Regions from separate parts of the Mus musculus genome. Here region 1 is linked to region 2. Evidence: chromatin loops called from intact Hi-C (ENCODE). Cell type or tissue: left cerebral cortex. All regions are shown on one strand. Links, peaks and the distances in the headings refer to the core of each region. The heading gives the core; the rest is flanking DNA.

Region 1 (15,164 bases), core at 4,129-9,128, 610 kb before region 2:
CCTGTTTCCCCTTTGCTGTTAAAGGTGTGATCTCTCAGCTTCCTTCTCCTCTTACCATGCCTGCTGCTTGCAGCCATCCTCCACCATGTCATAGTGGACTCTCACCCTCTGGAACCATGAGCAAAATAAACTCTTTTTTCCTTAAGCTGTCTGTGCATCTGATGTTTAACCACAACAACAGAAAAGTAACAGATACAAGCTACTGCAAATAAAGATGCTGAGAACCTTTGTGTGTCAGTTTTTAACCTACTGCTATGAGCAGAATGTTCTGGAATGCCTACAGTCTCCATAGATCAATGATGCTGAGAGTTGGCCTAACACCTCCAATGTTCTTCAGCACTTAAGGGACATGTAACTCTTCCAACTACAAAGGAAGCTGATATGAAACAAAGAATCCGCTTGTCTGCCTACTCCCTGGGAAAGGTTCATGACTCTCCAGCACTTATTGTCTAAGTGGGGAACCTGGGGTCCCTCAATTAAAAAGAACATACTCTCTTCTTGCAGACGAGCCATGATCTGAACATCAGTAAGGTCCTGTAATTTATATCCCATGGATATAGAGTCATCCTCCAACTCCGAGGTACTCAGCTCACTGTCGATGGATGACTGCGGACTAAGTGGAGAGCCCCTGGAGGTATAACCTAAAACACAGAGGAAATACATTATTATTATTGAAATCATAAGTATACATGTGTTATAACTCATATACAAGTGGCATTTTCCTTGTTTACATGTCACAAAAGACTGACATGACACCATTTGACAAACAATAAATATATCTTTACTTGTTTATAAATTATAAGTATAAAACAATTTATTTATTGTTTTCTTTTTTCTCAAATCCAACTTCTAGAATGAAAGCAAAATCATTCGATACTGCCTACTAAAAAATTCGTGCCAAAATCTAAGAGAGCAGTGTTTGAGGACACACACACACATGCTAAGAAAACTGTGCATACAAAATTTATATGTATATAAATGCATACATGTACATATAATATATGCATATATGCATACTTTTAATTGATAATCAGATGACTGTCTCTGGCAATAACTGATTATATATTTCACAATTAAATTTAACACAGTCCATGTTTAGTGGGCAGACACAGTAGTGTCATAAATGGAAAATGGCATGCATAAAAGAAACATTTATATAAAATCATACACAACTTCGTAATTGTGACCAGTGAACTATCACAGGAGGCTTGCTGATCCCCAGGGAAAAATAGTCAGTGGGATAATCTAAAGGAACCAAAGAGGAAAGGAGTCGAACGAAAGAGCAACTTTTCAAATGTTATTTCGATGGATTCACACCAATGCTGAGACAAAAAAGGCAATGGTGAAGAGACTCTAATCTCATAAAGATCCAACATTGCTTCTGCTGAGGCCTGGATTCAAAAACCTAACAGAAAACACAAACTCTAGAAAATGACATAAAGTCATGTAATCTTTTTGTTTGTTTGTTTGTTTTGTTCTTGTTTTTCGAGACAGGGCTTCTCTGTATAGCCCTGGCTGTCCTGGAACTCACTTTATAGACCAGGCTGGCCTCAAACTCAGAAATCCTTCTGCCTCTGCCTCCCGAGTGCTGGGATTAAAGGCGTGCGCCACCACGCCCGGCAAAGTCGTGTAATCTTGAAATCAGTAAAGAAATACCTCAACCCAGATCCCATCCACGTCAAGCATTCGGAAACGCGTACCTACATGGCGCTTTCGCTAGAGAGGGCAATCTACCAAACACAACCTAGCCAAGCAGTGAACAAGCACACGGACGGACGCATGCGCTTTCCGTACACAGAGGAAGCGTGCAGCATAACCTCTCAGACACTAGATCACCCTCGGGCTTTCCCACGGCAGATGGACGTGTGTGTCCTGTTTCATGGCTAAGTAGCAAAGCAAGCAGCTGGTCAGGAATTGAAATATTACCTGTTCTTTCAGGTGTTAGTATTGCTTTGTTGGAGGTTTTAGAGGAGCTGGGAGTACTAATGCCATTGCTATAAGGGCTGAGTCTTGCAACAGGGCTATAAGGGAAAGCCAGGGAGGCAGGTGAAGAGAAGAGACTCCGCCATCGGCTCGCTGTCACGGAAGCAAAAACAGCAGCAGTTAGCGCTACACAGGCAGATGCTGGTTCATCAGGGGGAAAAGGAGACTTTTTTTTTTTTTCAAGAAAGGAAAACAAAGCAACTTTTCATACATTAACTGACTTCCATTTATTTAAGGAGAATATGTAAAAACAAGCCATTTATGAGTTAGGCCCCATTCACACAACTACTGAGAAATAGCAAGTCTGCCTCATTCTGATTAAATGCAATATAAAAGGGGAAATTCAGCCTTCCACGTTAGAAGTATTTTCTATTTCTGAGTAAAAATTAAGTGTTTTGTGATCACATAAAACAATATCAAAGGGGGAAAAAAAACAAGAAAACTTGAAATTTCTAAAAGTTTAAGGACATGTTCTTAATAGTAAATGTTCAGAGCCCTAAATATTATCTGGTCTACTTTCAATGCAGTTAATTTCAGAACATACTGATCAAAAACTTTTATATAGATACATCTTTAGAGATGGGAGCAGTTAGGAGCGCTTGTAGCTCTTGCAGAGACCCCGTGGTTCTGCACGGTGGCTCACAACTATTCAGAACTCCAGTTCTGGATGAGGTTCGGAGCTCTGTGAGCAACAGGCATGCACACGGGACGCATGCATACACACAGGAAAAACACTCACACAAATTAAACAAATTCATTCTTAAAAGACAAGACCAACCCTGAAAAGCATCCAGGGCCTTTCTACGGTGCCTGCTAAGGGGCACTCGCCCACCACCGAGAAGTTTGTGAGGTGGCCCCTGGGATGGGGAGCATGGAGAATGTGGGCAGTCAAGCAAACAGTAAGCTGGATCCTTGAAAATCCCACTAAGGTCATTTAAAAGAGCAGAACTGTTTCCGCCTCCGTCCAGCGTCTTAAGAGATGAGTACTATTTCAGTCATGTAAATATGATTTTACTTCCTATAGAGGTGAGGGAAGCCAGCCAAGCAACTATATTCAGAATCCTCAGGTTGCCTGGGAGACGCTGTCATGAGGTCTGGTTCCTAATTGACACAGATCTTGTGAGTCCTTTATTCTACTTGTATGCCTGTGCTCCATCAGTTCTTACTGAGTCGGAGCAGACATGGACTCTCAGAACTTGACCCCATCCCCACCCCCAATATACCATGAAATTGCAGTTAACACACATGAGGTGGTTGCTCTTACCACCTTCAATCTCAATTGCAGGGTATCTGTCATTACAAATTCTGTGTACAGAAGATAAAGCCAATAGTCCTTTGTGACTGCTAACTTGGTGGACAGACAATGATATTTTATATGAGTTTGATCTTGCGCCAGGCCAATTACAATGACTTCGTGTTCTCATCCACAGATGCAGGGGGACAACACATCACAAGCAAACAGCATCCATTATTCTACACAATAACTACAGTGGCCCAGCCTTCCTGCACAATGGCACAGTTATCGCAGCTATGACAGCAAGATCACAACTAGGAACAGATAGCATCTATTGCAAGCAAGAACACTACATTGTTCTTCAGAAAGGAGCTGGGTATTTGGGCAGAGGGAGGAGAATTATTATAAAGGCAATCTCACAAAACAATGTTGCTCTATTAATGCCCACGGCTCTGCTGTGGAGGAGAAGGGGAGGGAGCAAGAGGAGGAAGGGACACTTCCTCTCCATTCCTTTCTGCGGAGCTAAGGATCCACACCAGAAACAACTTCCTAAATAACAAACAACACAGGACAGTTAAAGGGGCAGTTTCATTTGGTTGATTTGTTTGCTTTGGAGTTTGTTTTTGTTTGTTCTTTTGAGACAAGGTCTTTCCCACAGGACATGCTGGCCTCAAACTTACTATGTAATTGAGGCTGGCCTTGAACTCCTGGTCCTATTTCTCTGGCCAAAGTGCTGGAGTTACAAATGTCTGCCGTCATACCCAGCTAGCAGAGTGGACTTTCTTAATACAAAGATGTTAACTTGTTTGATTCTTAAAGATGCCCAAAATGACCCCAAGAGGAGGAAGACAATCTTCCCAAGGCAGAAACAGGATTGGCTGCTCTCCAATGATTTTCCTTCACTCCTATTCTACAAAAGGATTCGTTGTAGGAACTCCTGGACGTGACGTGAAGTGTGCTTTTTACTGAATTCCAACCCCTGCCGGAAGGAAAGGCCGACTGTGCTCAGTCATCTGCTCGCTTATTTTCTGTGCATCTTTAAGTTTTCCAATTTAAAATAAATATTAGTGAAGTTGTTTTATACCTTCTCATACATACAAGAAAAAAAAAATCCTACATAAGTCCCTCCAGGGATCACACTAAGACAATCCTGGGAAGATATCAGGCAGTTATTGCTTTCAGAAAAAGACGTCTAGCTTCTGCAGCCCACTGCCACAGTTATTGTGTGGGTGCATGACAGAGAAATTCCCGGAAAAACTGATAGTCCATCAATCAGCTTTGCCTAGACTCACACACACACACACAAAATAGGGAATATTCAAATTTTACTGAGTATATGTCTCTGCATAATATCAAAGGCAAACTGAAGAATCAATATGATCTAATTCACATGAAAGAGAAGCCTGATCTAACTAAAATCTCAGTGACATCCTCGGAGGAGGTCAGTTCTGCACGAAACAGAGTTAAAAACTCAAGAAATACGGGGCTAGAGAGGTGGTGCAGGCCTGAGCTTTGTTCCCAGCCCCGACACCGGTGGCTCACAACCACCACCTCAGCCCCAAGGGATCTGATGCTCTCTTCAGGTTTCCACAGCTTCACACACATGGTACACAATCCCAGACTCCCACATCACATAAAGAACAACGTAAGAAAACAACTAATGCGGCCAAGTATTCTATAAACCGCCGCACTCATACTGTGTGCTCATGTGCAGATGACATCCTTTCAGCCACTTGGGATCCGAGCTGAGGGCAGTACACACAACGTGAAACATGTTAAACTAATGTCTACTTACTTTAAAACCAGCCTACCGTTCCTACTCTGACAGCTACACTATTTTATCCAGTACCTTAAACTTAAAATAACAGTGTTCAGCATAATGTCTTTGAAGACAAAGGTGAATATAATTAGACATTTCAAGCCAGTAATAGGTTCAGTGAAAGAAACGTGCCTGTAGAACACTCCCCCACACTCATAAGAAACAACTAACTCCCTGAATTCATCAGTATTAATCTTGTGACCCCACCCCCACCCCAGCTAATGATTTTTATATTACTATTGGTGAAGATCTGTGACTGGGAAAACCAACCTGTAAAAATTAGCTAAAGGGGAGTCACTGAAGAATTCTGGGGCACACAGTTAAAATGAAAACTCCAGCCAGTTGATAGTAAACCACACAAAAACGCAAGCAGGCTTCCTCAGTCTTGAAAAATAAACATCTTCTAAAATCTCCAAAAGGGCCCAGACCTTCGATCCTTACAGGCACGCTGCTTCGGGTGCCCGACATCTGTGCTGTTTAGTCAGGTGGAGTGCCCAGGGAGGACAGAGCTTTGATCTTTCTAGGAAAATCTATCTGTCAGCACCACTTCACATTTCTAACCTCCACTTCATCCTTTCCGCCTTCTTACTACACTCACACATACAAGGCAAAGCTGTAGCACGCAGACACTATGTCAACTCTTAACCCACTCGTCTCCTAAGCACCCTCAGAGAAGTCAGGTGACCTAGAGTCAGTGTCACCCCAGAAGGGCAGAATGATCCTGTTCAAACAGGCTTTCTAAAAGAGCCTAGCACTGGCTCCTCAAAGTTTACACAGACCCACTTTCTAAATAAGTCATGATCTTGTGACTCTTGCTCATGGCTTCTCTTCTTGACCACCTAAAATGTACTCTCCCTCAGTCTTCTACAGTTTAGCCTTGTGGGGCTGACCAAGTGTCACTTCGATATCTGTATGCAAATGGCCTGTGCAATTCTGGAGCGAGAGGAGAGACAGACACAGAGAGAGACAGACAGGGTGGTGGGGAGGAAGGAAAAGAAATGAAAGAAAAGCTACAGAATGTCTCAGACCATCACTATTTACAAAACCCGTCCAGAGCCATTCAGTATTTGCCAAGAGATACAGAAAGCACTGACGGTCAGTCTCCAGTGGCGACTGACTCCTCCTCACAGAAACACACGGAGGTTCTCCTGCTCCCTCCCATGCGGGGAAGCCTGCTGAGCCCGTATGCTTCCCCCCCACCCCCGCCTTTGAAAAATCACTTCTCCCCTCCCTTGAACAGGCACCCACTATCACACTGTAGAGTGCCGGATGCCACAGCCACTGAGATGAATAAAATATGGGGAATGCTCGCCCTCCTTCCCACTCCAGTTTCTAAATAGTAGCTACCGCAGAAGAGAGGCAGGCAGGCAGGCAGGCAGGCAGGGAAGTAAGGCCTTGCAGGAAGCACAGTGGAGCAGAGTGAGGAACACAGTCAGAATGAAGCTCACACCGGGAGGAGTTTCCAACAGAAGGCATGATGTTTAAAAGGGCCCTTGGCAGCGGAGGAGCCTTTGTGTCGCAAAATGCCCTCCTGGGATGGAGAAGAGCAGCAGAGGTGCAAAGGCATAAAAGAGCAGCTTCCAGCCTTGAGTGACAAGTGTCCATTTAGGCCTCAGCTGAGGGACACGCTGGTAGAACTAGGGAGTCCCTGACGACACTGACTCGTACACTGTATATATACACGGTTGGATTCTGACAGATAGAGAGGCACAATTAGATCTGTATCTTATGACGACAGCCATGCAAATGAACTAAAGACATACAGACTGATGGCCAGGAGGACAACTGTGGAGACTTCCCAGCAGATTCAGGAAGGCACAGTCCTCACTAAAGCATGCTCGGAACATCTGGTCAGATGGGCACAATGAGCTATCAGCTGGGCTCAGGTGGAGACATCTACCACCCAGGGAACATGAGAGTGGAGAAAGACGAACGCAGTCACACCACCCACTCAAACAAAGAACACAAGACGCACATGCCAAAACCAAAGCTGAGCTCAGCTGAGATGGTGCAGGACAGGCTCCGAGTACAGACTTAGCATTCAGGAGTGGACAGCAGACAGACACAGAAAAGTACAGCAAACAGGTGCTAGATGAAGGGGAAAGACATAGACAAAAAGACAAGGGATTAAAGGGACGGCTAATTAAGAATGGATATTTGGAGGGCTGGAGAGATGGCTCAGTGGTTAAGAGAACTGACTGCTCTTCCAAAGGTCCTGAGTTCAATTCCCAGCAACCATATGGTGGCTCACAGCCATCTGTAATGGGATCAATGCCCTCTTCTGGTGTGCCTGAAGACAGCTACAGTGTACTCATATAAATAAAATAAATAAATCTTTTTTAAAAATGGATATTTGGAGTCAAGATTTTATAATCCAAGAACTTGAGAGGCTGAGGCAGAGGAATTATCATGAATTCCATGGAAACCAATGGGGGAAAGTGGTAAGAGGAAAGAATGTATGGAGAATCCGTCAAGGAACCTGAGAAAGGCCACCTTGAAGGGTGAAGAGGCTCAAAGAAAAAAACGGATATAAGACAAACACACAATAAAGCAAGACAAGAGAATAGTAGGGAATGGTCTGCATAGGAGCTATAGCCCCTGTCAGAGGGATGTGGCAGAGGAGAACTAGGAAAAGGCCAGGGCAAATCAGACCCCAGCGAATACAAATTACAAAGCAAGCCAGAGACACTAGTACGAAGAGATGGAGCAGATAGGAGATGAAGAAAAAAGTCTTTAAGGAGCGCTTGCTTACCAAAAGTGAGGAGATATATGAGCTGGGGGGCAGGGGGACCTCAGAGATGAGGGAAGGGGTGGTGTGCAGGAGGAGCAAGTGCATCTACGGCTCACAGAGACTGTGAGAAGGGGAGCATTGCAGAGGGAAGGAAGGCAAACCTGCTAACCAGAGGCATGGCAGACAGGGAGGAGAAAGGGGCACAGCCTCGGAAAGGGGCTCACAGGAGATGAACGTGAGTCATAAGGACCTGTTATGTGTAAACTAGAGAGCAATAAATATTATAAGAAGGCAGAGGCTGGCATAAAGGGTTTCTCCCAGCAATGGTCTAGTTGTCAGTGCTGGGGGCTGAATCAAGGCCCTTGCACACAGAAGCAAACTCTCTGCACCGACTACACCCCTACCCAATGCACAGTAACCCTCTGCACTGACTACACCCTACCCAATGCGCAGTAACCCTCTGCACTGACTACACCCTACCCAATGCACAGTAACCCTCTGCACTGACTACACCCCTACTCAATGCGCAGTAACCCTCTGCACCGACTACACCCCTACCCAATGCACAGTAACCCTCTGCACTGACTACACCCTACCCAATGCGCAGTAACCCTCTGCACTGACTACACCCTACCCAATGCACAGTAACCCTCTGCACCGACTACACCCCTACCCAATGCACAGTAACCCTCTGCACCGACTACACCCCTACCCAATGCACAGTAACCCTCTGCACCGACTACACCCCTACCCAATGCGCAGTAACCCTCTGCACTGACTACACCCTACCCAACGCGCAGTAACCCTCTGCACCGACTACACCCCTACCCAACGCGCAGTAACCCTCTGCACCGACTACACCCTACCCAATGCACAGTAACCCTCTGCACCGACTACACCCTACCCAATGCACAGTAACCTTCTGCACTGACTACACCCCTACCCAATGCACAGTAACCCTCTGCACCGACTACACCCCTACCCAATGCACAGTAACCCTCTGCACTGACTACACCCTACCCAACGCGCAGTAACCCTCTGCACCGACTACACCCTACCCAATGCACAGTAACCCTCTGCACCGACTACACCCCTACCCAATGCACAGTAACCCTCTGCACTGACTACACCCTACCCAATGCACAGTAACCCTCTGCACCGACTACACCCTACCCAATGCACAGTAACCCTCTGCACTGACTACACCCCTACCCAATGCGCAGTAACCCTCTGCACTGACTACACCCTACCCAATGCGCAGTAACCCTCTGCACCGACTACACCCTACCCAATGCACAGTAACCCTCTGCACTGACTACACCCCTACCCAATGCGCAGTAACCCTCTGCACTGACTACACCCTACCCAATGCGCAGTAACCCTCTGCACCGACTACACCCCTACCCAATGCACAGTAACCCTCTGCACTGACTACACCCCTACCCAATGCACAGTAACCCTCTGCACCGACTACACCCCTACCCAACGCGCAGTAACCCTCTGCACCGACTACACCCCTACCCAATGCGCAGTAACAACAGTCGGGAATGACTGCCAACAACAACAACAGGACAGAAGCAGCTAACCATGGAAAAGTAAAGAGATTGCTTAGAAAATGTGGTTCAGCATATCTCAGGGTTAATCTTAATATGTAAACATCAGTGAGACATCTGAAGATGTTATCAAGTGTCTGTCTTATGATTACCTTCAAGTTTTTTGTCTTATTGGCTCAAGTTTATACAACTGATATTTGGTGGACATGTTGTTAATGGAATTGTCAAAATCCATAAGAGAAACAAAACGAATGCAAGTGATGGAAGATAACCCCACTATGACTTCAGGTAAAAGTAAGGACAGTCACACAGTGGGCTAAAGAGGACTCCCTACCACAGATGACAACAAACGGCCAGTCCACAGATGACAACAAATGGCCAGTGTGCCAGTGCGCCTTTTTTTTTTTTTTAAGAAAGCACCAACTAATAAATACTTCAGTTTTGCTGGCCTTAATGTTGGAGTCATAGCTACTTCTGAGATTACAAGAACAGCCCAGATAATATATACATAAATAAGGCTATGTGAAAGAGAAACTTCCCACGCACACAGTGAAAGTTGAATCTAGTAGCATACTCGCGGGCTGTGAAGTATTCTTTTGATTTTCTTCAACCATTTAAAAATGTGAAAGGCATCCTTTGTTCATGGCCACGCACTGGGAGAGACAGCATTTCGTAAGTCAGATCCTCAGAGTAACAGTGAGGGCTGACTCCGCCCAGGGAAGCAAGTAGGCGAACTGCAGATCCTCACACCTGCCTCCATTTCTCCAAGTCCAATCCCCAATCTCATCCATGGCTCTGCAGCAGAACACCTATCATAGACGCCCCTTCCTCCTTGCCTCCAATTCCAGTGGACTACACAGCTCTTACCCTCCTAACATCCACTGTGGCTCTCCCAAGCGCCACCTGCAGCAAGCACTCCTTGGTTACCCAGGCCACTTGTGGAAGAGAAGCCTGTAGGCTGACGACAGAGCTTCACACCTCCCACCATTTCTCCAAGACCAATCCCCAGTCTCATCCCCAGCTGTCCAGCAGACCTTCCACAGGGCCCTCTCCTCACCCCATCCCGTTCCCAGGGGAGTAACTACCAGACCCTGCCAGCCAGCTTTCCTTAATCCAGTAATGACCCCCACAGCTCCCAGTGCATCCAAAGTCTCAGGTCCCAGAACCACATTTTACCTGGAACCCAAAGTGCCCAGATCTATCAGGAGCCCATTGCTATAGACAACATACAGCCACCACATTCTCCTAAAAACCAGAGAGGAAACAAACCAACAAACAAAACCCCCACCCAACAAAGACAAGCCTAGCTACCAGCACCTAGAATCTCAATCTGGCCAATCCCAGACGCCCAGATGCCATCGTAAGAACACAATGAATGAGCAGCCAGGACAGCATGTCTCTGTTAGAGCCCAGCAATTCCACCACAGCCGGCGCTCAACAGTAAAGACCTTAAAAACACCCTTTATGAGCATGATGCAAGTGTTTAAAGAGGAAATGAATAAAGACATCCAAGGCCTGAACGTGGAAATAAAATCAATAAAGAAATCCCAAGCTGAGGGAAATCTGGAAAAATAGAAAAGAATTAGGAGCTCAAACAGGAACCACAGAGGCAAGCGCCACTGACAGAAAATAAGAGATGAAAGAGAGTCTCGGGCATGTTAACACACAATACAATGGTCAAAAACAAACAAAAGTTAGATCTTAAAACCTCCTGGCACAGAACATCCAGAAAATCTGGGACTATGAGAAGACCAGATCTAAAAACATTAGAGCTAGAAAAAAGAGAAGGTGGTCAGCCCAAAGGTCCAGGAAATATTCTTAACAGAAATATAGAAGATTTCCCTAACCCAAAGAAGTAGATCCCAATTAAATTATAAGAAGCATGCAGAACACCAAACAGACTGGACTAGAAAAGAAAGTTGCTTCAGTACATGACCAAAACACTAAATGTACAGAACAAAGAAAGAATACTAAAAGCTGCAAGGGAAAAAGGCCAAAAATGTATAAAGACAGACACATTAGAATTACACCTGACTTCCCAGTGGAGAATAAAAGCCAAAATGCCCTGAACAAATGTGCTGAAGATTCTGAGAGACCAAGCACACAGGAAGCCCAGACTAATATAACCAGAAAAGGTTTCACTTACAATAGATGGAGAATATAAGACATTTCATAATAAAACCCAAATCAAGCAATATCTACTTACAAATCCAGCCTTACAGAAGGTGCTAGAAGATAAAGTCCAACCTAAAGAAGTTAACTACATCCCAAGAAAAATTGAGACTAATTCCAGACTAGTAGCATCACAAGACGGGAAGCACATATACACATACATATTACACACACTCCCACACACACAACTCCCAGACACACACACACACAAACACACACACACACACACACTCATACACATTCTCACTCTCACACACACACACATACATACACCACACACTCACACACACACTCCCATACATACCACTTACCAAACTTAAACCAAGATCAGATAAGCAATTTAAGCAAACTACAAACCACAATAGAATCAGTCATTAAAAGTCTCCCATTTAAAAGAGCCCAGGCCAGGTAGTTTTAGCACAGAATTCTACTGGACAAAGAAAAGTTAATGCCAATACTCCTCAAATTATCCCACAAAACAGAAACAGAAAGAACATTTCCTAATTCATTTTATGAGGCCACAGTTACTCTGATACCCTAACCATACAAAGACCCAGCAAAGAGTTACAGACTAATTTTCCTTATGAGCAAAGACGCAGAAATACTCAATAAAATACTTGAAAATCAAATCCAAGGGCACATCAAAAAGATCATAGACCACTATAGACCACTGTCAAGTGGGATTCAACCTAGAAATGCCCAGGTGGTTCAACATACGTATATTGATAAATGTAACCCACTCTAAAGGCAAACCGAAAGACAAAGAACATATGATCATCTCATTAGGTGCAGAGAAGGCTTTTGATAAAATTCAGTACACGATTAATATCTCGGAGATATTAGGGATAGATACTAGGGCCATGCAAGTTCATAGTCAACATCAACTTAAATAGAGGGAAACTCAAGGCAATTCCACTAAAATCAGGAACAAGACCAGGCTGTCTACTCCTCCATACCCATTTTGTACAGCACCTGAAGTCTTAGCTAGAGAGATAAGACGCCTGAAGGAGATCAAGGAGATACAAATTAGAAAGGGAGAAATCAAAAAGTCATAATTTGCAGGTGATATTAGAGTATGCAGCCCTAAGAATTCCATCAGGAAACACCAACAGCTGATAAAAATCTTCAGCAACGTAGCTGGGTACAAAATTACCTCACAAGAATTAGTAGCTTTCCTATATACAAAGATTTCTGATATAGGAAAAAAAATCATTCACAATAGCCTCAAATAATATGAAATATCTTGGTGTAACCCTAGCCAAGCAAGTGAAAGATTTGTGTGATTAAAAATTTCAAGACATTGAAGAAAGAAATAAAAGAAAAGATATCAGAAGATAGAAAGATCTCCCATGCTTATAGATCCGTGGGATTAACATAATAAAAATGGCCATCTTGCCGAAAGCAATCTACAGGTTCAATACAATCTCCATAAAAATTCCAATACATTTCTTCACAGATCTTGAAAGGGCAATTTTCAGCTTCATAGAGAAACACAATAAAAATCAAGATAGCTTTAAAAAAGAAAGGAAAGGAAAGGAAAGGAAAGGAAAGGAAAGGAAAGGAAAGGAAAGGAAAGGAAAGGAAAGGAAAGAAAAGAAAAGAAAAGAAAAGAAAAGAAAAGAAAAGAAAAGAAAAGAAAAGAAAAGAAAAGAAAAGAAAAAAAAAGAGACCAACTGCAGGAATTATCACCATCCCCAGTTATAGAGCTGTAGCAGCAAACCTGCATGGTGCTGGAGCAAACAAGACCCAGACATAAATCCACACACCTAGGGACCTGAGTTTTGATAATGAGGTCAGAAATACACACTGGGAAAAAAAGACAGTATCTTCAACAAATGGCGTTGGTCAACCTGAATGGCTGCATGTAGCCCAGTGGTTCTCAACCTTCCTAATGCTGTGACTCTTAAATACATCTTGTGGTGACCCCAGCTATAAAAAGTATTTTGGTTGCTACTTTGTAACAAATTTGCTGTTATGAATTGTAGTGCAGATATTTTTAGAGATAGAAATTTGCCAAAGGGGTTGTGACCCACGGGTTGAGAAACACTGATGTAGAAGACCCAAATGGATACATACTTATCACCTTGAACAAAACACTACTTCAAATAGATCAAAGACGTCAACATAAAACCAGACAAACTAAATTCGATAGAAGATCAAGAGGGAAACAGCCTTGAACTCACTGGCACAGGAAAGGTTTTCTGAACAGAAGGGTGTTAGCACAGGCACTAAGATCAACAACTAATAAATGGGGGCCTTGTGAAACTGAGACAGTTCTGTAAGGCAAAGGACACCATCAATCAGACAAAGCAGCAACCTATGGAACAGAAAAAGATTCTTATCAACTACATAATTGAGAGAGGGCTAACATCCAAAAGATATTAAAAACAAAACAAACAAAAAACCAACCAAAAAAAAAAAAACCCTCAGGAAACTAGATAATCAAGAAAGCACATGACTCAAGTATGGCCACTATGGTCAAGTATGGCCACTATGGAAACCAGCATGACAGGTCCTCAGGAAGATGGAACTCACTCTATCTCAAGATCTTGTTATACCACTCTTGGGCACATACCCAAAGAGACACTTGCTTAACCATGTTCACTGTTGCTCTATTAGTGATACACAGAAATCAGAAAGGACCTAGATGTCCCAAACAGTAGAATCAATGAATAAGGAAAATATGGTACAATGGAGTATATTACTCAGCCATTAAAAAAAAAAAAAAAAAAAAAGACACCAGAAAAATTGCAGGGAAAGGGATGGAAGTAGAAAGACCATGCCAAGTGAAGTAGCCCAGACCCAGAAAGATCAATATGGTATGTTTTTACTTATACATGGATGTTAGCTGTGAAACAGATGGTAACCAAGCTACAAGCCATACAACTATGAGGGCAGGGACAGAGTGAGGGACTTGAGGGAACAGATAGATCTTGCTAGGACAGGGAAATGGAATAGACAGATATGGATGGGGGAACGACATGATCATCTGGGCAGTGGGAGGACAAGGAGGCTGAGGAAGGGGACATGGGGAAAGATAGCTAACATTAAGACACACTTGAGGGAAACCTAATACAGTAGAACCTCCAATGCTGGCTACTGTTCTACCAACCAGACACAAGTTCCTAAGTAAAGGGAGCCTCAATTGAGAAAACAACTTAGCTACAGGCCAGCCTGTAGTGCATTGTCTTAATGAGCAATTCAGGGCTAACGGCCCAGTCCACTGTGGGTGGGGTCACCTCTGGGCTGGTGGTCCTGGGTTCTATAAGAAAGGGACCCAGGGTGAAACCAAATACTACTGGTCCAAAACCAAGAAAACTGGGGTGATAAAAAGTCTAATGATACTGTGCTACACCCACAGATCAGCGCTTTGTTGAGCCAGCGTCAGACATGTTCCCCTTGCCACAGACTGGAACAAATACAGCCGTATAAGCAGACACTACACAGAGACAGACCTTGGAACACTTGGCCCTAAATGGGAGGCCTCCATCAAATTCCTCCCAACCCCTAGTGCTTAGGAACCCCACGGAAGAAGAGGCAGAAAGAACATAAGAGCCAGAGGGGATGGAGGACCCCAGGAGAATGAGGCCCTCTGAATCAAATGAGCAAAGCTCATATGAACCCACAGAGGCTGAAGCAGCAAGCACGGTCCCAGCATGGGTCTGCACCAGG
Region 2 (15,164 bases), core at 3,272-8,271:
ATCGAGGCCCCTGAATCTTACTACCAGCAAACCATTCCTGGGCTCCACCAGACTGAGTTCATGAAGAACTCATGTGCTGAGTGATCCCACTGGATTCCTTTACTACAATTAGGGCCACAAAACTGCAGTGTTAGAAAATCTGCTTTAGCATTGGAGGCCTGGCTCTTTGGAAGTCACCTGGAAAAGCTGGACTCCCAAACACTGTGTCCTAACATCCAGACAAGGTCTGGGGAAAGGGTGAATCACAGGCAAGACGAAGAACGCACTTACAAGCTTCAAATTCTAGAAATTAAAGCAGTTTACAGTAAAAGAATGATCAGTGTTTGATAGAATTACCAGCTTAAAGGAGAAGAAGAAAAGAGGTTATGAACTGGGTTGGGATGTAAGATAGAAGCCACTGGCTTTACTGAGTGTTGCTGAAAGAGATGAGCTTTCATGGTTGGGATAAGTGGGTCATGTGAATTAGAAAGTAGAAGGAAGGTCAGAAAAGTGGTGGCCGTGTTAAAAGATGGCAGGCTATTGGGCTGGAGAGATGGCTCAGTGGTTAAGAGCACTGACTGCTCTTCCAAGGGTCCGGAGTTCAATTCCCAGCAACCACATGGTGGCTCACAACCATCTGTAATGGGATCTGATGCCCTCTTCTGGTTTGTCTGAAGACAGCTACAGTGTACTCATATGAATAAAATAAAATACATACTCATATATGTAAAATAAAATCTGAAAAAAAAAAAAGACTGCAGGTTCCATTGTGGCCTGTTCCATCCAGCTCTGTGACCTAAGGAAAGTCTTAGCCCCCACCCCCACCCCCACCCCTACACACACTGAATTTTGAGTTAACACGTCTTAAAGTGTTGTGTAAAAACTAAGAAATAGCCAGATCTTTTCCTCCAGCCCTGGGATCATTAGCATCACAAAGAGTGCTTCCGTTCCAGCACGGTAGACAACCAACTTGTATAAAGTGAGGTTCACACACACAGTATGAGCTGGCCCTGAATTACCCAGAAGAGGCAATGGGCCAGGAAGGTCAATGTGATCCATGGTCGCGTAATAAGCTACCGATAAGAGTTCTGATGGCAAAAGAATCTGCAACATATAATGCCAGGAAGGCAAAATTTGCTGCGTCATCAACTTCCCAATACAAAACAGCAGAAATGTCCTGAAGTTCTTAAAGAGAACTGCCCGCAAGGCTCTCCTACAAGACCAGAATCCCACTTATTGTCTGGATAGCTTTAACCTGTATCTTAGTTTCGCCATCTGCACAATGGGGAGAACTGTAATGATTCTCTCAGGAGATGCCAGTAAGTGATCGAAGTGGAGTGCTCAGAAAAAAGACAGGCCAAGAAACAGCAAATCCTTAGTATTTCTCCCCGTAAAAATAAGTTATAACCACAATTCTTTTCAGACACAGTTAAGAGGCCTCCCTAATAGGGCATTTTATGGATCCCCTAACTGCTATCTATTTGGATTCCAATTTAGCTATACACAGCATCTGTTTCACTCATGTTTATCATGGACAGAGCAGATGAGCCTCGCAATTCCTAGCAAGGCTCTACATCAGGATCCAGTCGGCTCCGTGTGGAATGGAACCGGAAGTACAGACTACAAATGATCACCAGGAGGCAGAACATGGATGGCTGCGATCTCAGTGAAGGAATGGAATCTTCCACTTGCTCACTGGTACCGTCATCAAACCCTACTTACCGGATATGGTTGCAACGACTGACAGTGTCCCGTTTTCCTTCCAGTGTTTATCATCTATTCCTTCAAAAAAGCAGGCTGCCCCTTGGTTACACCAGAAGGGAGCGCTCTTGTCAGGCCGGAGGTGGGGAAATGTACAGTTGCCCAGCTGGAAAAGTTCATACCACTCAATTGTGTAGTTCTTGCCTGTCAGTGTGCTCCTGAATCCCACGGCGTCATGCATAAGTTTCTGTGTAGGGATAACACGTGTGAAGTCGTCTGCGAGGTAACCGTAGGCCCAGGTCACCCACGGGAGAGAGTTTGCTGCCCCACAAATGCTCACCATGCACAACAACCGCTCAAAGGGGCTATACTTCTGTGTCACTATCCTGGTGGTGACACCATGGCCCCTCAAGCTGCAGGCACCCATCACTTTTGTCCTGGCAACTAGGGCTCATTTCAGCACACATGTGAGCTGTGTAAGGACACTTGAAATCCTCTCGAAGCTAAGGAATATGGCAAACATGAAAAGCCTTTGGGACTGTTCCAGAGTGTGCCTGCCTCCCAGAGTGATTCACTGAGCCGGGAAGGGGCCTACAGCAGAACTTGGAGATCAAGAAGTGATTCCTGTCTGTTGTGACCTTCTTCTCATTCCTAGAAGCTGAGTATGCAAGGAGGGTTGAGATTGTTGCAAGGTAACCCCTCCTGAGAACACATGGACTGTCCAAGCCAACAGAAAGTCTGTATTCACAGGCCAAAGGGCTAACCTGGGAAACTTGTCCAGGTGTGTAGCCATGAGCCTTACCAACCTTGGCTTTACACACACACACACACACACACACACACACACACACACACACACACGGTTCATACATTTAGACACTTTCCCAGAATTCTTTACCATGATAGACTGAGTCTTTGCTCTTGTCTCAGCCAGGGTTGGGGTCTACATGCTGAGCTTTTAGGTCAGAAGGCATCAGCTGTGCTAAGGTCTGGGCGCCCACTGCAAGACTCTTCACAGCAAAACAGATGAAGGGCAGGGCACATGCTCCTCATGGCAGCCTTTGCTCTGTGTTTGAGACAGTGGTATCCTGTACCCCAGCTTGACTCTGGAATGGTGATGCTCTTGCTAGGACCTTCCAAGTCCCAAGATTACAGTTGCACAGCTCCATGCCGATCCAGTGGTAACTAACTCTTCCTGACTCCCAACATAAAGGTGCTAGGAACTATATCACAGGCTGCAGAGATGGCTGAATGGGTAAGGGTGCTTGTTATGCAAGCATGAAGACCTGAGTTCAAATCCCCAGCACGCATGTCGTACCTAAAAGCCAGTCATTTCCACTTGTGTCTGTCATCCCAGTGTTGAGGGCAGGAGTTGTCTCACTGGCCAACCAGTTTAGACAAAAATGTATGCTTCAGGTTCAGTGAGGGACCCTGTCCTAAGGGAATGATATGATGAGTGACACCCAGCAGCCTCCAGCCACTTGATGCTTGTGAACAGGTGCACACACACACACATAACCCGCACATACAAAGTTATCAATTAATATGACCTAGTAACCATTTGACTACTCATTTAAGTCAAAGTAATAGCTGAATTACTTAAGTAAAGCTACAAGATCAAGATGCATTCTTACAAAGTGTCCCAGGAGGTCTCCATATTTAAATTCCCAAATCGGGGCTTGTAGTCGTAAGACCTCGATGACGTCATTGTCCTTCATAACTGGGATGGGCGAGCCGGTAGGACAGAAAGTATACTTAGCTTGACAGTAGGGATCTGTCTTCGGACGGAAAGAGAAGCGCCTGGTGAGAAAGAGAACCATCCTCAGAATTGCTCTTCTAACAATCTTAACACGGGGACAAAACCTGATCTAACTTACAGCTATATACCAGTTGTCAGGTGGGAATGTCAATCGGGGCTTCTTTAGAGTCAAAAGACCAGTCAGCCTCCGTCTCCTGGTATTAGATAAAATACTTTGAGATTTACAATCTCTTTCTTGTTTTATTGGGTATTTAAGGTTTTTTTTTTCTTGTGAATATTTTCATGAAAACCAACCTCAACCCTAAACTTTTTTTTCTCTCATATATATTTAGAAGAACCAATTCATGAACAGAACACATGAATATTTAAGTTTGGCAACTGCTGGTTTTCACCAGAAATGCGAGGGCTACTATCATTTCCTGTTTTCTGTCCAGGGTATGTGAGCATGAAGATTCTGAGTTAAATTCCCTAAGACCGCACAGAGGATGAGCAAATGGGACCAGATTTGGTCTGCAGCCTTCAGAACTAAGAACTCCTTAGAGGAACATGCATCATGCCATGAACCCCCCCGCCCCTCATTCTGTTATGCAAAACATATGCTTTCAAAAGCTGCATCTCTTTCCACTTCACTATGCCCACGCCAGCCACCACTCCACCCACCCCTGTCCCCCGCAACCCCGAAGACCGAGCGCTTCTTGTTTCGCAATTCCCCACAGGCTGTCAAAACTTAGCTAAGTCAAAGACTGCGATCACCTCCTCAGGTCCGGAGCCCTACCTACCCTCCAGGTTGAAGTGGACCAACAAGGTGATCCTGACTAGCCTAGGGAGGAAATTCCCCGGGTCAGTCAGCTAAATTCCCCATTTAGCTCAGTAAGGACACAGGGGAGCAAGCAGGCTCCCTGTAAATTCTCCCCAAATGTTATGCAATGGCAGCTAACGATAAGGCATGAAATAATTGCAGTGTTTAAAACATTTTAACCTGCTCTCCAAGTCAGTAGCACCTAAAAGTCACTCCGTGCAGTGATGTCACTCTCCATTCCTCCCAGGACTCTGAACTGCCCAGAACCGGTGAGGATCCCCGAGTTGCCAACTATTTAGGAACTATGCTCTTAGTGTCGCCCGCCCTGTGCCCTGCGTCCCCGGGCGCGCTAAGGTATCGGATCCGCCCTCTCCAAGTCCCCTCCCCGCCCCGCTCCGTCTCACTCACTTGTAGGGCACCGGCCAGCGTTGCCCAGACGTCGGGGACGCGCCCAGAATCGTCGCCAGCCCGAGCAGCGCCAGCGCGAGCGCCGGGCGCCAGTGCGCTCCACATGGCCCCCCGCGCAGCATCCGCGGCTCCCTGAGATCCCGGAGGCTCCGGGGCCCCGGCGTCGGCCTTGCGTGCGCGCCGCCGCGAGGAGCCAGCCAAGCACCAGCGCCGGCTTGGCCGTGTGACCTCCGGGCGCGTGACGCCTCCCCTGTCCCGGCCGGGGCGGGGCGCCTCTGTTCCAGCGCGCGTGCGCTGGACGCTAAAAAGCCCTGTCCTCCCGGAAGGGTGAGACTGGTACTGCAAAACTCACTCCAGCCTGGTGGATGTGTGCTATGCCTCTAGCGCAAAGGTGCTTTCTGCCCTCCCCGCAGCCATCACCAGCCAAACCGTAACAACAATAAAACACTTATGAACTTTCTTGACCCACATGGCCCAGGCCAGTCTCCAACACAAATCTTCTGCTTGGAGACACTGGGTGCTCAGCGGAATTAAAAAATGAGGACATTACAGGAAATGATTGCCCTCTCCTGGCCTCTCTGAGAATGTTGCAAAGATCAGCAATGACAATATGCTTTCCGTGCTGCCATCGGCATCACCAGACTTGGACTGCTCTGCTCCGGTTCTGTCCTCTGCCACACTTAGTATTATCCGTGACTCTTCAAAGCTTAAGACCGACCAATAGAGCTAGGTTTAATCCATTTATCCTCCGGTCCTCCTTTGTCCAGTAAGTGTAAGATTGCTAAGAGCATCACGCCATACGGAATCAGGCTGTTCAGGCCACTGCACTGAGTGATGGCAACCAAGATCACTCACGTACGCTGGAGATGAGACTGGAACAGGCAGTATTTTGGAGATCTCCTAGCAAACCCACTATGTGTATGCACATAGGAGCTGCATGAGGTCTGAACTACAAAGCGAACACGGGATCCTTTTTGCTTGCCAACTCTGAAGCTCAAGAAGAGATAGAAATGTCAGATCCAGAAACCCTTTATCAAAAGTTTTGGACCTATCTGGGTTGTAGTGTGAGGCTGATATTCTCAGAGATTCCTCTGCCAAAGGTTCTAGCTGTTTCGTCCTTGCTGATGTATTTTCCAAAAGGAAAAAAAAAAAAATTAAGTCTGTAAATTTTAGGAGACAAAGTTTCTCAGGGAATGAAAAAAACAGGGTGTCATCATGATACTTTAACGTGTCCTAGCAGGTGATGGCTGGCTTTCTCTTTTTGACTTCAGGATGATAACTAGCCAGGCAAACGTGTTAAGTTCAAGCTCATCTTTGCTTTCTTATTTATAACTCTGTGAACTAAATAAATCACTATTCTGAGAAGGGTTTCCAGGTTGCTAAAGGTTCTGTCAAACACGACATGCTTTTTTGCTTCGGACACACCAATTTTCTAACCACATTTTAATGAAAGAGTAATGATATTTTAACTAGGTTTGTAGGCCTTAGATATACTCACCTGCTTTATAGGTGCTTAACTGCCCTAAACAAATACATCAACTGTATTGTAGCCTCTAATTTCAGATTTTTCTTAACAGTTTTTCTTGCCTATCACAGCATAATGTCAAAGATGCTACAATAGGTCAAAGGTGAGTTTAAAGGTTCAATTTAGGGTTGAATTTAGTAAAGTTAGAAATTGTAATAGTCACTCATGAGGAGAATCGATGGGGGCATCTGTTTTATTTTTTAATTATGTATGTATGTATGTATGTATGTATGTATGTATGTATATATGTATTATTTATGTAGCTGTCTTCAGACACACGAGAAGAGGGCATCAGATCCTATTCCAGATGGTTGTGAGCCACCATGTGGTTGCTGGGAATCGAACTCAGGGCCTCTGGAAAAGCAGTCAATGCCTTTCACCACTGAGCCATCTCTCCAGCCCCCGGGGGCATCTGTTTAATGTATGACACACATGTATGATATGTAAACCCCTAATTCAAAATCAAGAAATTTATAATTTACAATCTTTGACCATTTGCATTGATTCTTTTAGAGTAGTCTTTAAGCTTGAACTGAGTTACTGAATATGAGTTTTTATTTTCATTTTGAACAGTTATGAGTCTTTCTCAAGAAAACCAGCTTCATAACAAACATTTCTCTCTTTCTTACATGATTTGATAAAACATGTTGTCTGGACATGGAGGGACATCTGAAATCCCAGCACTCAGGAGGCTGAGGCAGGAAGATCTACAGTTTGAGACAGTCTGGTCTATAGAGCAATACCTTGTCTCAGAACAAAACCTAAAAAACTGCAACAAAGAAACCAATAAAAGTCCTTTGCTCGGACTCTGACTGCGCTCCTGCACTGTGCTTCAGCAGGCCAAACTAAAATGGAATTCTTGTGCTATCTGTGTGTAAACAAAGTGATTTAAAAATTTTTATGTGTATGCGTGTTTTGCCTGCATGTATGTCTATACATCATGTGCATGTAGGTCCATGATGTACTCAGAAGCCAGAAGAAGTCATCAGATCCCCACAGGACCCCTCTGTGAGGTGAGGTCTGGGAATTGAACCTGAGTCCTCTGTAAGAGCATCCGGTGCTCTCAGCCGCTGAACCTAAACAGTCAAATTATAAAGAAACGAAGAAACCCCCTAAGTTGGAGATTTATAGCAACCAATCAAAAAGAGACTTAAAGTCTGTCGATGTACTACAACAGTCTTTGGTGGTGGTTAATCTTCAGGGCCAACTTAACTACACTAAAAATTTCCACAGAAAACACACTTCTGAGTGCATGTTTGAGAGTGTGTCCAGAAGGTTGGACTGAAGACAGAAGACCCACGCTGAGTGTGTGCAGAACCATGCTGTGGATTTCTTCCTGGACTGAATAAGGAGAAAGCAGGGTGACCACCAGCATTCATATCCCTCTGCTTGGTTACTGCAGTGGCCATATGCCTCATGCATGCATCACCACCATGCCCCCTGCCATGTTAACTATATTCTTAAACCTGACCCAAAATCAACCCTTCCTTCCTTGCGCTGATTCTGTGAGGCACGTTATCATAACAGAGCAATCGATGCATCCTCTCTATCTAAACTCTTCCAATAACCTGATGTTACTTTTTGGACTTCTGTTTTCATTCTCCTGCCTTAGTTACCTTACATAAACCTGTCTCTGTGCCACAGTAACAAATCTAATCTATTTTAGTTGGGGTGCTGGCCAGTTTATGGCTCCCCAATAAAAGCCAAATTTGTGGATATATGTACAAAGTTTGCTGGTATAATCTGATGAATTTAGCTTAAAATTGAATTCCAATACACATAATGGTTCTGAAAGTCTATCTCGGGCCTTAGAGAAGATAAGTTAGAGCCTTTACCACTGAGCCACACCTTATCTTAACTACCCATAACAAAGAAATAAAGGGCACAAACCATTGGTCAAACAAAAGTATGTTAGTGTCAAGGTTTTGACAGAGATGGGATTTGCTAAACATACCCTACAACAAAGCTATGCTGAAAGTGTTCCTTTCTGAATTCGGACCTAAGTGGTGTTGGCTTAGAGCCACTGAGCAGATTTTCAGAGTCCTATCAGGCAGTGACAGAAACAGATCTGACCTCCAGAGCTCAGGACCAGACTGGAGAATGTTGTTTCCCATACCCGCTAGTCTTTATTCTCCTTTTCCTAATGATATCCATCGACACAAATGTCGATGCTGCTGCTCTTCCTTCTACTTGCTATCGATGTCATATGTACGTCTAATCTGGGCTTCTGGCACTAACATTCAGCCATGTGAATCTCATGCCAGGTCAAAGGCTAGAGGCAGCCTTCCAGGTGAGCCACCCACCAGATGTGCAGCCTTCCAGGTGTGCATCCTACCACACATGGTTTTGAGCAGCTCAAGTTAGACTTCTGCTTGGGTGTAGGTTCAGGTTGTTACTAAACATTGTAAACATAGGGTCACAGTGAATTTCTGCTGGAAGACATGGAGCTAATAATTTAATGGTCTGATAAAAAGCATCATTCCCGGAGACTGCAGATTTTATTAATAATAAAAGAACAAATTTCTTCCATATATCTTATGTACAGAAGAAATATAGTTTGTTCTAGCCATATGAAACAAAACAAACAAAAACCAAATTAAATCCATTTGTTACCGTTTCCTGCGGTCATATGAAAAAAATGAGACTTATGTCTCTGGAATTATTTTTATTGTGAGACCCAAAATACAAATACAGAGTGCAACTGCATATTAGCCAATACTACTTTTTCAAGACATGGGACTGTTATAAGACTATAAGGCATTCTTTGCCTCCCAGTTTTGGTGAAGATGAAACAGAGGCCCTCCTGACTCTGTATTCTTAGTTAAAAATACTTCAAGTTCCAGATTTGGAAATTGAGCAATTCAAATTTGTATTGTGTAAAATTTAAAAAAAAAAAAAAAAAACAGAAACAAAAACAAAAACAAAAAAAACCCAAAGACAAAACTGAAAATTGATTGTGTATCAATACTGACATTATTCTTTGAAATAAGTTTCGTGGAAGTTACTATCTACTAGTCCTACAGAGAAGAGAATCCATTTATTACCTTTGCCATTTATTTTAAAGATTATGGTCCCTGACCCAAATCTTAAAAGCTAGTTTATGCTTCTCTGGCGCCCTCTAGCCACAGAAGAGAAAATGACAGGCCTCGTGGAGTCTGTAGTGGGGTTCACTTGGCGCTCAGGGAGCAAAGCTGGAGGCCTCACTCAAGCTAGAGTTTGCGGGCACTCTGTACTTTACCCCAGCCCCAGCTGCCGCGATGGGGCACTCGCGGGCCCAGATGCAGAGACCCCAGAAGCCTGCTGGGGTGCAGGATACTGCAGCCAGGCCTCTACCTGGCAAGCTTCACTGGCTTGCAAAAGTGACAGCCAAGAGCAAGTGCAGGTGCATCTAGGGAGGCTGGACTGTGACAAGGCCCTTGGTTTCTGAAGGTGAGGAGCAAAGCATACCTGCTGCTGCAGCCCCACCCACATCTTCTATTTTTCTCTACTTTGTTCTGTTGACTATAGCCAACACTTGGCCCACTGCCCAAACCCTTGAGAATTGAACTTCAGAGATTAAAGTGGGTAGAAAGGGGTGCAGGGTCATTAAGGGCACAACCAGAAACCATTCCCTGGCACATTTCACAGCCGACCACATACAGCCCTCTGTCTCCTCTCTGCCAACACCTTTCCTCTTTTCTTTCTCTTCCTTCTGTTTCTTTTTGGTGAACTACACATAGCATAAAGCTCACTGCTGTAACTGTTTTAGAGGTGTAAGATCCAGTAGACTACTATGCTGCCCCACCACCACCACCAGTGAGGTCCAGAGTTTTTCCATTGGCCCCAAATGAAATTGCATTCACTAAACGATGACTTTGTCTTGCTTCTTCTGGGTAATTCATAAACAGAGCCATGCTCATATTCATATGTGTGTGTGTATACACACACACCAAATATATATATATATATATATATATCAAATATATATATTTAAAAAATATACACACACACATATATATATAAATATATATATATACCAAATATATATATTAAAAAATATATATATATATTTGGTGTCTAGCTTCTTTTTTTTTATTAGGTATTTTCCTCGTTTACATTTTCAATGCTATCCCAAAGGTCCCCCATACCCACCCCCCCAATCCCCTACCCACCCACTCCCCCTTTTTGGCCCTGGCGTTCCCCTGTACTGGGGCATATAAAGTTTGCAAGTCCAATGGGCCTCTCTTTGCAGTGATGGCCGACTAGGCCATCTTTTGATACATATGCAGCTAAAGACAAGAGCTTCCGGGTACTGGTTAGTTCATATTGTTGTTCCACCTATAGGGTTGCAGTTCCCTTTAGCTCCTTGGGTACTTTCTCTAGCTCCTCCATTGGGGGCCGTGTGACCCATCCAATAGCTGACTGTGATCATCCACTTCTGTGTTTGCTAGGCCCCGGCATAGTCTCACAAGAGAGAGCTATATCTGGGTCCTTTCAGCAAAATCTTGCTAGTGTATGCAATGGTGTCAGCATTTGGAAGCTGATTATGGGATGGATCCCTGCATATGTCAATCACTAGATGGTCCATCCTTTCGTCACAGCTCCAATTTTTGTCTCTGTAACTCCTTCCATGGGTGTTTTGTTCCCATTTCTAAGAAAGGGTAAAGTGTCCACACTTTGGTCTTCGTTCTTCTTGAATTTCATGCGTTTGGCAAGTTGTATCTTATATCTTGGGTATCCTAAGTTTCTGGGCTAATATCCACTTATCAGTGAGTACATATTGTGCGAGTTCCTTTGTGATTGGGTTACTTCACTCAGGATGATACCCTCCAGGTCCATCCATTTGCCTAGGAATTTCATAAATTCATTTTTAATAGCTGAGTAGTACTCCATTGTGTAAATGTACCACATTTTCTGTATCCATTCCTCTGTTGAGGGGCATCTGGGTTCTTTCCAGCTTCTGGCTATTATAAACAAGGCTGTTATGAACATAGTGGAGCATGTATTCTTCTTACCGGTTGGGACATCTTCTGGATATATGAGAGGTATTGCGGGATCCTCCGGTAGTACTATGTCCAATTTTCTGAGGAACTGCCAGACTGATTTCCAGAGTGGTTGTACAAGCTTGTAATCCCACCAACAATGGAGGAGTGTTCCCCTTTCTCCACATCCTCGCCAGCATCTGCTGTCACCTGAGTTGTTGATCTTAGCCATTCTGACTGGAGTGAAGTGGAATCTCAGGGTTGTTTTGATTTGCATTTCCCTGATGATTAAGGATGTTGAACATTTTTTCAGGTGCTTCTCTGCCATTCGGTATTCCTCAGGTGAGAATTCTTTGTTCAGCTCTGAGCCCCATTTTTTAATGGGGTTATTTGATTTTCTGGAGTCCACCTTCTTGAGTTCTTTATATATATTGGATATTAGTCCCCTATCCGATTTGGGATAGGTAAAGATCCTTTCCCAATCTGTTGGTGGCCTTTTTGTCTTATTGACGATGTCTTTTGCTTTGCAGAAGCTTTGCAATTTTATGAGGTCCCATTTATTGATTCTTGATCTTCAGCACAAGCCATTGCTGTTCTATTCAGGAATTTTTCCCCTGTACCCATATCTTCAAGGCTTTTCCCTACTTTCTCCTCTATAAGTTTCAGGCGTCTAGCTTCTTTCTCCAAGACTATGTCTTCAAGGCACACATTTGTAAATTTCATTGTATTAATGTTTCCACAAACAAGTGTACAAACACGCAGACACGTGTGACCCTGTTTTTTATTGCTCTGTGTACATGCCTAACTCCTAATTCTATTGAAAACACTCATCCTCATATATGAGGTCCTCATCAGAGAAACATCTCCTTGCAACAGATGGCGATCATTAAGGAAAACCACAACTGATCAAAGTGACTGTGTGGAGCCCAGTCCCATCTGACACATCCACAATACAACTACTGCACCTCAGGGATCACCATGGAAGACGGGGTGGGACAATTCCTAGGAATGACATGGAAACCACACCCTGGATGTCTTCTTTCTTCCTTCCTTCCTTCCTTCCTTCCTTCCTTCCTTCCTTCCTTCCTTCCTTCCTTCCTCCCTCCCTCCCTCCCTCCCTCTTTCTTTCTTTCTTTCTTTCTTTCTTTCTTTCTTTCTTTCTTTCTTTCTTTCTTTCTTTCTTTCTTTCTTTCTTTCTCCCTCCCTGCCTCCCTCCCTCCCTCCCTCCCTCTCCCTTCCTTCCTTCCTTCCTTCCTTCCTTCCTTCCTTCCTTCCTTCCTTCCTGTCTCTCTCTCTCCTTCTTTCTTTCTTTCTTTCTTTCTTTCTTTCTTTCTTTCTTTCTTTCTTTCTTTCTTTCTTTCTTTCTTTCTTTCCTTCTTTCTCTTTCTCTCTCTCCTTTCTTTTTTCCTACTTCTCTTTCTTTCTTCCTTCCTTTCTTCCTTTCTTTCTTTCATCTTTTTCCTTCTTTCTTTTTTTCTACTTCTATCATGTTTAATGTTCCAAATAGATTTTTAAAACTGGTCGAGTGCACCCTGGATGTCTTAATGATGCCGTAACAGGACGTGAACGAGAGCAACACTGATAGTCACGTGACCGTGGGAGGAGGAGGATCTCAAAGAGCTACAGGTAACAGGAATGATAAGAGCAGGAGAGATCGGTGTTTGTTTGTTTGTTTGTTTGTTTTCCCCTCCAGGGCAGATATTGGTTTCTCCCGGGTAAAGGACACCTATTGATTATTCAATGTCAAGAAGTCAGCCCTGAATTTTGTATTCGTATTAATAACACTATAGAGCCCAGATGCCTTCATGTAAAACAACTAAGGAAAGAGAGGCTGAGTATTTGAAAGAGAGCAAATGAGGTATATGGGAAGGGTTGGATATCTTAATTTAAAAAATAAACAACTACATACAAAGCAGACCTATGTGTTTATCTATCGATCTCTCCATGTAAAATCCACCCTTTTGTGACCATCTAGTCTCCTTTCTTTCTGGAAGCTAATGCATAGCTCTAACTTTCAATTGCTCCAGAGGGCACTTCCACGTTCTACCTTGTGGCTGGATTGTGATACTTACAGCTGGTGTGGCTGTGAGACATTCAGAATTATTTAGTGTTTCTGCTCCATTTACTTGGGTGTTTTAATACATGCATATCTCTCATTTTGAGGGCGAAGGGACTTATTCTCAAAGCCAACCAGATACACCTCTTTCTTTACTCATTTGAAAGTGAGCCGTGTAGAAGAGGAGAGCCACATGTGGGAGAGCCCGTGGGGACACATGCGCAGGATTTGGCAGACTTTAACTTCCCTGCGCTTGCTGCTGCTGCTGTACACGGTGAGTTAGCCTAAAGCTGTGAAGTATTTGTTTAAATTGATGCTCATTGACTTGAAAACCATCTTCTGGAAAGTGCTACCTGCTCGCTTGCCATTTTTGGATCCTTCTCTGTCCAGCCCAGGTCTGTAGTACTCTGACTTTGCTGCACCTGAGAACCAACTGGGATGCTAAAAAATAAAAATAAAAAAATAAAAAATTTTTTTAAAAAGGTGGCTCACAACCATATGTAATGGGATCTAAAACCCTCTTCTGGTTTGTCTGAAGAGAGCAACAGTATACTCACATGAATAAAATTAAATAAAAATGTAAAAATCCTGTGATGCCTAGCCCTCCCCTGAGACCAGTTACATAAACTTTCTTGGACAGAAACCTATAATAATGCTTTCTGATGAACCCAAGGGGATGAATTTCCCAGTGCTACAGCTGACAGACTCCCGCTTTCTCTTGGCTTCCAAACCCAGCTGGAGAGGATGCATGCTATCTCCTGTAGATGCTGTCCCAAGTGCATAACAGTGGTGACGTGAAGGCCACACCGAAGCCTCCGGGCTTTGGAAATCACATGAAACACTTGTATTTTGGGGGCCCTTTCTGTGCAAGCATCACTTTTTGATCTACGATGTCACTTCCTCAAATAAAAGATAGATTTGTAAGTGTTTTAGGTACTTTTTTTTGGCTTATTTACTTATTTTCTTTATTTGATGCAGGATCTGACTAGGTAGTCCCGAATAGCCTGGAACTCACAATGTAGATGAAGCTGAAAGAAAACTTGAGACCTGTGATTCATGTAATTTATGTCAAATAGACCAAAGAGTTGTTTGTGAGCTTTGAAACCTGGGGCTGAGAACATAGCAGAACAGGCCAGGACATGCCCGGACAGGCCTGTCGTTAAGACATTCCTGAGGCTGCTTGGCCATAAAGATAAAGAGAATGACATGTCCAGACTGGCCCAGCGCCTCCCTATCTCCCGCCCTTCTGACCTAAATTAAATGTTATCTGCATGTACAGTCTACTGATGCTTAAATGGACCAATCATGTGAAACCATGCCAATTCCTCCCCCAGCCCCAGCCCCAGCCCCAGCCCCAGCCCCAGCCCCAGCCCCAGCCCCAGCCCCAGCCCCTTTTCTATAAAAAACCCCTAGCTTCCAAGCCTCGTGGTCAAATCCGCTGTCTCCTGCGTGAGATATGTTTCGACCCGGAGCTCTGCCATTAAACTACCTTGTGTTTTTACAGCAAGACAGTCTGTTTGTTTGTGATTCTTGGGTGCACGCCGAATTGGGAATTGAGTGGGGGTTTCCCCACTAGGTTCTTTCAAAGCTAGTCTTGAACTCATAGACATCTGTCTCTATAGTCTGCCTCTCCAAGTGAGAACTGGAACTCGTTATGATGTAGTCGGTCTTGTCAATTCTGAGAGATCTCTCTATGTGGGCATTTCCAGAGAGGATCAACTGAGGTCGGGAAGACATACAATGGAAAGCCTCAAGTCTGGGAAAAACTCGAGTGGACCTGCCTGCCTACCCTCTCTTTCCTGAGCGAAGGGGTCTGTTGCAGACACGGCCTTCCTTCGGTGGCGCCAGATGCCAGCTTCCAGGAACTTCAAAGGGGTGGTCTCAACACCAGTGACAATCCAAGAAGCCCAGACCTTCAGCGCCTGCTCGCCTGGGGCTGTGGATACAGGGAATTGAACCCAGATTCTTTGAAGAGT

What was found. Peaks named below come from ENCODE experiments on the same cell type or tissue, not always from the same donor. Only the 100,000 strongest peaks of a DNase experiment are listed, where the experiment ranks them.
Region 1: it touches region 2 in a loop (3-fold over the local background); 10 of 42 quality-filtered maps call a loop at or near these places.

What each region holds. Positions count from the first base shown.
Region 1 is chr14:103,671,146-103,686,309 of GRCm38, reverse strand. Slain1 (SLAIN motif family, member 1) reads right to left here. Exons shown (of 7, transcript NM_198014.3): 3 at 492-641. Among named protein-coding and RNA genes, the nearest start is that of Slain1os, 21 kb to the left of the region's middle. In left cerebral cortex, for the core only: no CTCF peak of the experiment used is centred there; DNase peaks (open chromatin) are centred at 5,778, 6,346 and 6,955; H3K4me3 peaks cover 694 bases; H3K27ac peaks cover 3,884 bases.
Region 2 is chr14:103,059,950-103,075,113 of GRCm38, reverse strand. Cln5 (ceroid-lipofuscinosis, neuronal 5) reads right to left here and starts at 4,898. Exons shown (of 4, transcript NM_001033242.1): 1 at 4,647-4,898; 2 at 3,315-3,480; 3 at 1,702-1,927. The coding sequence starts at 4,768. It overlaps Gm41236 (a long non-coding RNA gene), which reads left to right and starts at 12,628. Exons shown (of 3, transcript XR_874912.1): 1 at 12,628-12,758; 2 at 13,356-13,462; 3 at 14,898-15,160. In left cerebral cortex, for the core only: CTCF peaks have their summits at 4,999 and 5,198 (motif pointing left); DNase peaks (open chromatin) are centred at 3,951, 4,198 and 4,864; H3K4me3 peaks cover 1,904 bases; H3K27ac peaks cover 1,557 bases.